Linked DNA regions of Mus musculus: region 1 is linked to region 2. Evidence: chromatin contacts called from ENCODE Hi-C data. All regions are on one chromosome and are shown on one strand. The core of a region is the stretch at or near the end of the contact, and the rest is flanking DNA. Distances in the headings are between cores, read along the strand shown. Region 1 holds the start of Slc25a26 (solute carrier family 25 (mitochondrial carrier, phosphate carrier), member 26). Region 2 holds the start of Kbtbd8os (kelch repeat and BTB (POZ) domain containing 8, opposite strand).

Region 1 (4,345 bases), core at 1,033-3,532, 620 kb before region 2:
CCACTTTGGAAGTAGATTCTCCAGTTATGATCAAGTTTTATGAGATGATCCTGGTCAACACTGACACTGTAAGTTACGAGAATCCCCGACTTGGAACTGCCAAGCTTAAGTTCTCTCAGATTTTTACCTAACAGAAGGAGTATGAGGTAAAAGCTGTTGGTATTTTAAGCTACTTACTTGTTAAGCTGAAACCAACCAACCAACTCACCAACCAATCAGATTTCTGGACATGGAGATGGTGTAGAACAGTATTTAGTGAGCTGTGGGAGTGCCTTGATGCAAAGCAAAAGTGAAAGGTATAGGGACTCTGAGGGAAATTCTAGTGGGAGCTTACTGGTAGACCCCAATGGGCTGTGAGGAGGCCTCCAATGAAGCCATGCTATAAAAGAGTGTGGTAGGGTGAATTCTCAGATGGCCTCAGAATCCCTGCCCTTTCATGCTCACAGTCTGTATACTCGCTCCCTGCCTTTGAGTGTGAGCACGGCCTGTGTGAGCCCTGCTGTTATGGTCACGTTGCTCTATATTACAGAAACGGTTTCTGCAGTTGTCAATCAGGTCTCCAATAAATTGACTGAGTGAGTCAGGATTATCCTCTGTGGCTCACACAAGATTACTGGAGGTTAAAAAGTCCACTAGTCACTTAGTTCTACAACATACCTGCTACCTGAGATGTAGTAGGCCCTTCATGCATGCGGAGGTTAGAAGGTATTGTCCAGTAAATGGGAAGACAAGTCTACTCCAAGAAACTTGCTAAATAGTTAATGACATGTTCATCCAAGAGCACACGTTGCCTTCACAGTGAGCAAGATGAATAATCAACTATCAAAGCAAGTCATTTTTTTATGCCACTTTATTTTTTACTGACACAGTGATTGTACAAATTTATTAGGGTAGTGGGTGATAATTCAATACACCCACACGATGTGAAATGGCTAAGTCAGCCATTAGCATGTATAATTCCTTAAATATCATTTCTTTGTGGGTCATCTTTGAAATTTTCTATTTTCTTTTAGTTCTCTATAAAAATATATAACAGTGACTAGGTAGGTGGAACTATATATGTAGCCTTTGTGGCTACATCTATACTGCCCTTGCATGTTCAAGACCCTAGAAAGAAAACCCAAATTATTATCCAAGTGTAATGGCTCACATCTGTAATTCCAACATTTGGGAGGCAGAGGCAGGACAATTGTTATGAGTTTGAGGTCACCAGAACTACATAACTACATTGCCAGTTCTAGCCTATCATAGGCTACAGTGAAACTCAAATACCAACTGAAATACACACACACACACACACACACACACACACGTAAGTAAATTGTAAACTAGCAATCCTACTGTCCTGCAGAGCAATGGTACTTATTCTTCCTGTCTTCCTCCATCTACACGAGGGCCCTGCTAGGTAAACACATATTCTACCATTGAGTTACACTCACTATTAAGCTGTATTTTTTTAAGTATTAAATTCTATTTATTTCACTATCAACATATTAATATGTAATAAAATATAATATGCAAAATATATGATATACAATAAATATTAGGTATGTCCACAGACATTGGGAGACAGCTTGTGGGAACTGGTTGTCTCTTTCACCCTATGGGTCCCAGGGAGTGAACTCAGGTTGCAGGGTTGGTGGCAAGAGCTTTTACCTGCAGAACCATCTCACTCGCCCTATCTAATAGGAATTTGTTAGTTGTCACCTCCAGAATTGGAGGCAAGCGCCTTTACCTACTAAGCTATCTCACTGGCCCTAACTAATTGTATTTTGATAGCAGCTACCTCCATCCTTCTTCCCTTCGTAGTCTCTAGTGATCACTCTCCTACTTTAAGTACATTAATTTAAAGAGAAATAAACGTCAGTACAAATGGAGAATACTTTTTTTTTTTTTTTGGTAATAAAAACGTATTTTTGTTTAACATTTTTTTTCTTTCTTTCTGGAATTGGATCAACAGAAATCCAGCCAGCCTGCACAGATAAAGCGAAGGAATAACGGACTTGGATTGTGAGTAGGAAACCACAGGGCTGGCCTTCAGGTACAGGCAGTGCCGCCTGGTCCCAGTCCTGCCAGCTCTGGTCTCTCCTCCGGGGTCTTTCGTAGATCCCATCCGGGGCCACAGGCTTGTGCGAGGCTCTTGCCTAGCGCCTCCGGAGCCGGCTGCTGAAGGACAGGAAGCCGGAGAAGCTCCAAACCCCAGGGTCCTCCAGGAAAGGCTCAGCGACCAGCACCGAGCGACGCACGTGCTTTTGTTGTGGTGTGACGTCACGAGTTCTGCCCCGGAAGTAGTTGCTCCATATCCCGCCCCAACATGGCGGCGCCCAGCTCTTTAAGTCAGCACCTGCTTTTGCCCAGCTTGTGATTTTTAACCTTGGCGGCGTTGGGAGACCATGGACGCGCCGGGCTTCACGGCCTCGCTGGTGGTGAGTACCGGGTAGGGGTGGGCTGCTGGGTGCAGGCTGCGTGGGAGCTGTGGCGGCTTCTCTGCACTGCCGCTTTCTTCCGGGTTTAAGCAGTGGTCGGTCTGTCCTCAGGTCACTGGCTGCTAGATCTAGGACCAAGCCTAGAGACGTCTGGGAAGTCTGTTCTCAAGGCTTGGTGGCTTCTGATGGGCTTTTAGAGATGAGGTATGCTTGACACATTGTCTTATTTACTGAAGGCTTCAGTAAATTAAGACTTCCCTTGTACACCATATTCACCTGAACTTGGGAATTAAACATGCAAATACACACTATTCAGGAAAACACTTACGACCCATCCATCCAAGATACTAGCTTGTCTTTTTGAAGTTTCTACACATTTAGTTCCTAGTAATCTGCTCATTTTTCTCCACGTTTAGGCTTTGAAGAAATACTGAGCATAAGTAGTGGTGTTGTGGAGTCGATGGTTTATTGGCTAATTCTGTCGATTTATGAGAACCAGTGCTTTTTGAGGGGCCTATAACAGCAGGTCTAGCAGGAGATAATAGATTTAGCAGATGTAAGAGAGACTGGTTAACTTTGATTTTATTCTGGAAGAGTGAACAGAAGCAGACAAGAAATACCTTCATTTTTAAAATGCTCCTGCTAAGGGCAAATAGAAGCCCAGGGGCATTTGTTTACAGAACTAGCTACTGCTCTGATGGAAGGGTTGGAGATAGAGTGTTGAACAAGAGAAACCTGCCCATAAGAGTTAGATGTAGGAGACAGTACAGAAGTGACTGCTCGGGTAAGTGACAGGTGGACTAGGTTCAGGACATTATGGGAAGAGGTGATAACAGGTTATGGGCCAGGCATCCTAAATATATGAGATTCATTTGTGTTTGGGGAGATGGCTCAGTAGTTATAGCATCTGTAGTTCAGTTCCCAGAACCCTGGGAAATGTTGGGTGGGTCTGGTGGCCCATGTGTAATTCCGGTGCTCAGAAGGTGGAGACAAGGGATCCCTGGAGCAAGCTGGTGAGCTAGACTAACCTTTAGTGATCTCTAGATCCTTTGCTTCAGTGAAGAAAGAGGAGAGACAATGAGAAAGACTTCTGACTCAAGGTTGGGCTGCACACACACACACACACACACACACACACACACACACACACATATGTGCACGAGCACAAGCACATAGCACATCGCACCCAGGCTCATTTCATTGTATTTAATTTTCATTTACTGTTATTTACTTCTCCAAAGCTCTGAAAGCACAGGTGCTCTTTCCCCCATTTTGTACATGAAGAAATAGAAATGAAATCGTTTTCTAAGAAGATCCAAGGCTCTCCCAAGAAGTGAGCTCATGCCAGCTAGCTCTGTCTGATAACAGACCTGTGCTCTGAGGCCATAATTTAACCTGAGAGAATTTCTGAAGGAATGGAAGAATACTCAAGCCCAATTCGACAGCCACCTTTTCATTCTTAAGAGCAGCCTCGTTGAACAGATTGAATCCTACAGCCCTCCTGTTAGGAGGCGATGATGAATTGGCTTTTAGAGAAGTGTCCCAGGGTATAAGTACCACTGTGATTGGGGGAACGAACGCCTAGAAATGTTATCATCTTATGGTTGATTGGGAAACCCTGCAGTGTCAGAGATGCTGGGTTAGTTGTTAGACAAGTTGAAGGTGACTGACCTGACTTGTACTCCGAAGACTCTTGCATTACCACACATGATTGGTAGTATAAAGGAATATATAAATATAGTTATGAGAGGAATAGAGGAGGTAGCCTTTTATTCTTAACTGGAAGGTTGGGGATAGCTCTATGAGGAATAGCATTTGGTTGCTGTCAAACCAGCAGATGGGATTTTTGGCAGGGATATGTGTGTCTGTGGGGTTTAAAGGGGGGAGAATTAGGTGGTAAGAAGGCCATTCCAGATTTC
Region 2 (4,454 bases), core at 45-2,544:
ATAAATAAAAAATAATAAAATATTCAACTGCTTGACCTAATGCTAGGAAAGTTACTACTGTGAACTAAGTCTCTACTGAAGCTTCCTTCCCATTCACTGATAAAGGGGTATCTGCAAGTATTTGTTCACTTCGCTTTCCATTCATCTTTTAAGTTTCTACAACTTGTCAGAGCATCCTGTTAGATGCCAGAAACAGGATGAGGAAATCAGAATAGATAACAAGGTGGCTGGGGAGATGGCTCCGTGATTAAAGTGCTTGCCATGCCGAGAGAGAGAGAGAGAGAGAGAGAGAGAGAGAGAGAGAGAGAGAGAGAGAGAGAGAGAGTTAATATCTCTGGGTTTCGATTGAGAGACCATGCTTCACTGTATAAGGTAGAAAAGCAGCGTTGTAGGATTTCTGACACCAATCTCCGGCCTCCACGTGCACCTGCACCGCCCCCCAACATGTACATCCACTCGTGCAAACAAAACAAAACAAAACAAAACACCAAACCACAGATACAAATGCACACACACAGAGACTCAGACAGACAGACAGACAGACAGACACACACACACACACACACACACAATAGGAGAAGAAAAAAAAATAGGTCAACAATAAAACCCCTGCTTTCTTGCAAAAAACTATGAAGTAGACTGAATGCCGAGTGCTCGCTGTTATAAGAGAGGTTCAAGGGCTGGAAGAGCTTGTGCAAGAGCCAGGGTTGAGCACGGTCCAGAGGAGCGCCAGGCTCAGCCTCTCTCCAGCATCTCTTCACAGGAAAGCCGGAGGCCCTCTTCACGTTCAAGAAGCCCAGGGGAAATCAATTATCCGAGTCTCCCTTGAGTACTCGAGCGCTCTTCGGTGTGACAGGTGTTTCCTGGTGTGCTAGAAATGCAAGCCAAGTGGATTCAGGTCCTGAGTGGCCATGTAACCAGACCCAGTTGATCTGTGAAAAGCGGGGCATGTGGCTAAGGGGATGCAATTTCAAGTGGGCGTTACAGGTGACTCATCAGAGACCTATCGATGGTGTGTGTGTGTGTGTTGGGGGGGGGGGGGTTGTCTTATATCCTTTGTATTTTTGGATAACAGCCCTCCTGACCATTTCCAACTTTTCGGAGTTTCATAGCCCTCGTGCAGAGCGCGTTTTCATACCAGAATCTAGTCACGGATAGGGAATTTGGGGTATGAAGACAATTATTTTTAAAGTGGAGTCGAGACTAGGAGAGAGGCCCTTGCCGGGGAAATTTGCTCAATAAGAGCTTTTCCTACCTCACTCCTCAGAGTGACAGTTCGCCTCAGCCAGATGACTACATTTCCCAGCGGGCGCTGTGCATCTCAAGGCACAGGCTGGCGGGCTCGGGGCGCTCCTCCGCCCAGCTAGCCAATAGAAATGCTCGGCTTGGGCCTCTGTCCGACTAGGAGCACGCGGGAACGGGGGCCTTAAAACTACATTTCCCGACGCGCTGGTAATCGCGCACTGACCAATCAGAGCCAGGTATTTTGAGGCTCGGGGAGGAGCCGACTCGGTCAGCCACCCTCATTGGCTAGGCAACGCTTAGCAGAGCCGGAACCCGGGAGCGAGCGAAACGCAATGACATTTCCTCTTTAAATAACCGGAGCCGGGGCCCCTGTAGTAATGGCCGCGTCGGCAGGTGGGTGGCGTGGTGCGGCCGCCCGCAGTGTCGGAGGAGGGAAGCAGGAGCGCGGGCGCCGGCCACAACCTGAAGCGGCGGCCTTAAGGCGGGAGGGAAGGATGGAGAGACGGCGGGCGCGGAGGCGAGGATGAATGGGGAGGAGGGCGGTGGGCGGCGCGCCCGCGAAGATGGGGCGTCTGGGTACCGGCCGCCCGCGAGGCGGTTGAGGGGTGCCCTGGCAGTCGCCCTCGATCGCGCTGCCCTCGGGAGCCTTCCGTCCCGCGCTCGACCCGGAGCCGAGTCCCCGCGCATCGCCGCCGCTGCCGGCTCGGCTGGCTCGCCTCACACGCTCCCTCCGCGAGCGCGGCGGTCCGGGCTCGCCGGGCTCCGGAGGAGCGCGCCGGCCTGGGAACTTGTTCGCCCTTGTTGAGCTCTCGGCTCCTAGAGCCTGTGTCGGCGCTCCTGTGCCCACACACGGACGTTTGTGTACGGGGTGGGGGGGAAAAAAACCCACGATGCCGTAAACTGGCTTCGAACTTCTTGTGGTTGTGCGATTTTTCTCCTAGATTTAAGTAAGTCTTCCCCAACACCGAATGGGATTCCATCTTCAGACACAGCCAACGATACCATGGATCCTTTCCATGCTTGCAGTATTCTTAAGCAACTCAAAACAATGTACGATGAAGGACAGTTGACAGACATTGTAGTGGAAGTGGATCACGGGAAAACATTTTCCTGTCATAGAAACGTTCTTGCTGCAATCAGCCCCTACTTCAGGTATGACGACGGTAGAAACTTATATATTACTATCCGTACAAGACTCCCTTTCAACCCAGTGTTAGCCACTTGATTGTGGTACTGAGTTGGGACAAATACATAAAGGCAAACCAGGTGTTTATTTTCTGAGAGTAGGTAACAGGTCTTGCTTGTCTTACTAATGAGCCCCTGTTTTGAGGTGGGATTCCAGAGTTTAGATAGTTGGATTTTAAGTTAGTGGACTTGTGAGGTATTCATACTATGTATGCTGCCAGCCACATTTGAAAAAAATTATAATGCTTTAAAATTAAAATCAGTGGCGACACTAAAACATGTCACGTGCACAGACAACTAAGTGTGGCTGGTGGCTGCTGTACTGGGCAACGGGGATATACAGTGTTTCAATCAATCATTGAAATGATCTAGAATTTTAAATATTTCTGATGTTTCCCCACCCCCCACCCCCGGTTTTTAGTACATAGGACTTTTTTTTTTTTTTTTTTTTTTTGAGTTTAAAACATAGGAACTTGCTCCTTTATAAATAAACTAGGATTTTAAGATTGTTTTAATGCCATGGAGTTTTGTGAAGAGTAGTGAAATAAAATACAGGTTATTTATGTCTTACTTTCCAAGATTCCCAGAAATAGTTCATGCTTTCTAAACTCTCTTTTTGTCCCTTTTGCCATAAAATGTTGAAAAGTGAAAGTTTTATTTGAACTCAAGTCTGAAAACTAAGTTTTTAGTCTAAGAACAGATGATTGGAATCGGTTTTGTTTCAGGTACTTCCTTCTAAAAGCCCTTCAGCATACAGAAGTGGTTCGTGAATGATAGGAAGACTATCTTGTCAGCCACACTCTTGCTCTATCTTTTGAGGTGCTTATAAGGTGCTTATCCATCCCACTGTAATGTTGCATTCATTAGTTTCTGGTCCCTCTTTCTCAGAATGCTGGGTCAAATACAGTTACATCAGTTTTGATATTGAAAATCGTTTAGACTTGCCTGGGGTAGGTCATTGAACCAAGTATTAATTATTACAGGATAGAAAGCTGGAAAGAAAAAAGATGAAATGTCCAGAACACAGGTTGGCTTGGCATTAGAAGCCACTGCTGCTTGTCATGTGTGTATTTGAATATATGGCACGCTTGTTCCTTACCAAACTCTGAGTGAAGCTTACTTGATATGTATTGTCTTCAATAATCCTAATAATCTTGTGCTTATACAGTTATGCCCATATGTGTATGAAAAGATCCAGATGAGTGATATCTAAGTCATTCAAATGGCAGAACTAGATTTTATTCTAAAATTAGACTTCTTATTGTGTGACACTTAACAAAATGGATCAAGTGGGTCTCCATTCAAGTTTCTGTTTTTTTTTTTAATGAAACAAAACTATATTCCCTTTGAATAGTAAAAGTAAATAAATAAATACATTGAATGGATATGGGAGTGCATGCTTTTAATCCCAGCATGTGGGGAGCCAGAAGCAGGGGAATCTCTGAGTTTGAGGCCAGCCTAGTCCACATAGTTTCAGGACAATCAGTGCTGTATGAAAAGCCCTTGTCTCAGCATAGTAACAACAAAAGTTTCTTTAGAATGAAACCTTAAGGAAAGGTAATGATGTTTACAAGTAAGTCCTACTTAAAGCTCCAAGTATTCTATCTGTGTTGGGGAAAGAAGATTCAAAAATATACTCACTTAAAACAAGAACAAAAACCAAACTGTCTTAAAAGTGTATGCCTAGGCTACTCAGAATTTACTGTTGTTGAGGATGCCCCCGCACTTCAGCCTTCCACTAAGTGCGATCATACACCACTGCACCCATCTAAGAAGCTCAGTCTTAAGGTTGGACATTGGGGAATTTAAAAATAATTTCCAAAGAATCAGTGATGTGTTAAATGTTAAACTCTTTAGAAAAAAAAGCATATTAACCCTGCCATAACTTTTTGTGTAGATATAAATAGGTAAAGTACAGGAACTTAACTGAGAAAATGAGGTATATCTATTAAGGAAGGGTTTTCAAAGTGCCCAAGAGTAAGCAGTCTTTTAGAAGGTGTAGGTGAAAAGTGTAGCCCTTTGAA

The links. A loop is a pair of places that touch in the nucleus more often than their neighbours do.
Region 1: a loop to region 2 is called in a map of v-Abl transformed pro-B cells, with 3 times the contacts of the local background. The contact joins the promoter of Slc25a26 here to the promoter of Kbtbd8os in region 2. A Hi-C loop is called at or near these places in 2 of 37 maps with a recorded cell type or tissue (mature B cell and v-Abl transformed pro-B cells).

Annotation. Positions count from the first base shown.
Region 1 is chr6:94,498,032-94,502,376 of GRCm38, forward strand. It overlaps Slc25a26 (solute carrier family 25 (mitochondrial carrier, phosphate carrier), member 26), which reads left to right and starts at 2,283. Exons shown (of 10, transcript NM_026255.5): 1 at 2,283-2,426. The coding sequence starts at 2,394.
Region 2 is chr6:95,116,337-95,120,790 of GRCm38, forward strand. It overlaps Kbtbd8os (kelch repeat and BTB (POZ) domain containing 8, opposite strand), which reads right to left and starts at 1,295. Exons shown (of 2, transcript NR_153843.1): 1 at 1,256-1,295. Kbtbd8 (kelch repeat and BTB (POZ) domain containing 8) reads left to right here and starts at 1,544. Exons shown (of 4, transcript NM_001008785.5): 1 at 1,544-1,638; 2 at 2,187-2,397. The coding sequence starts at 1,623.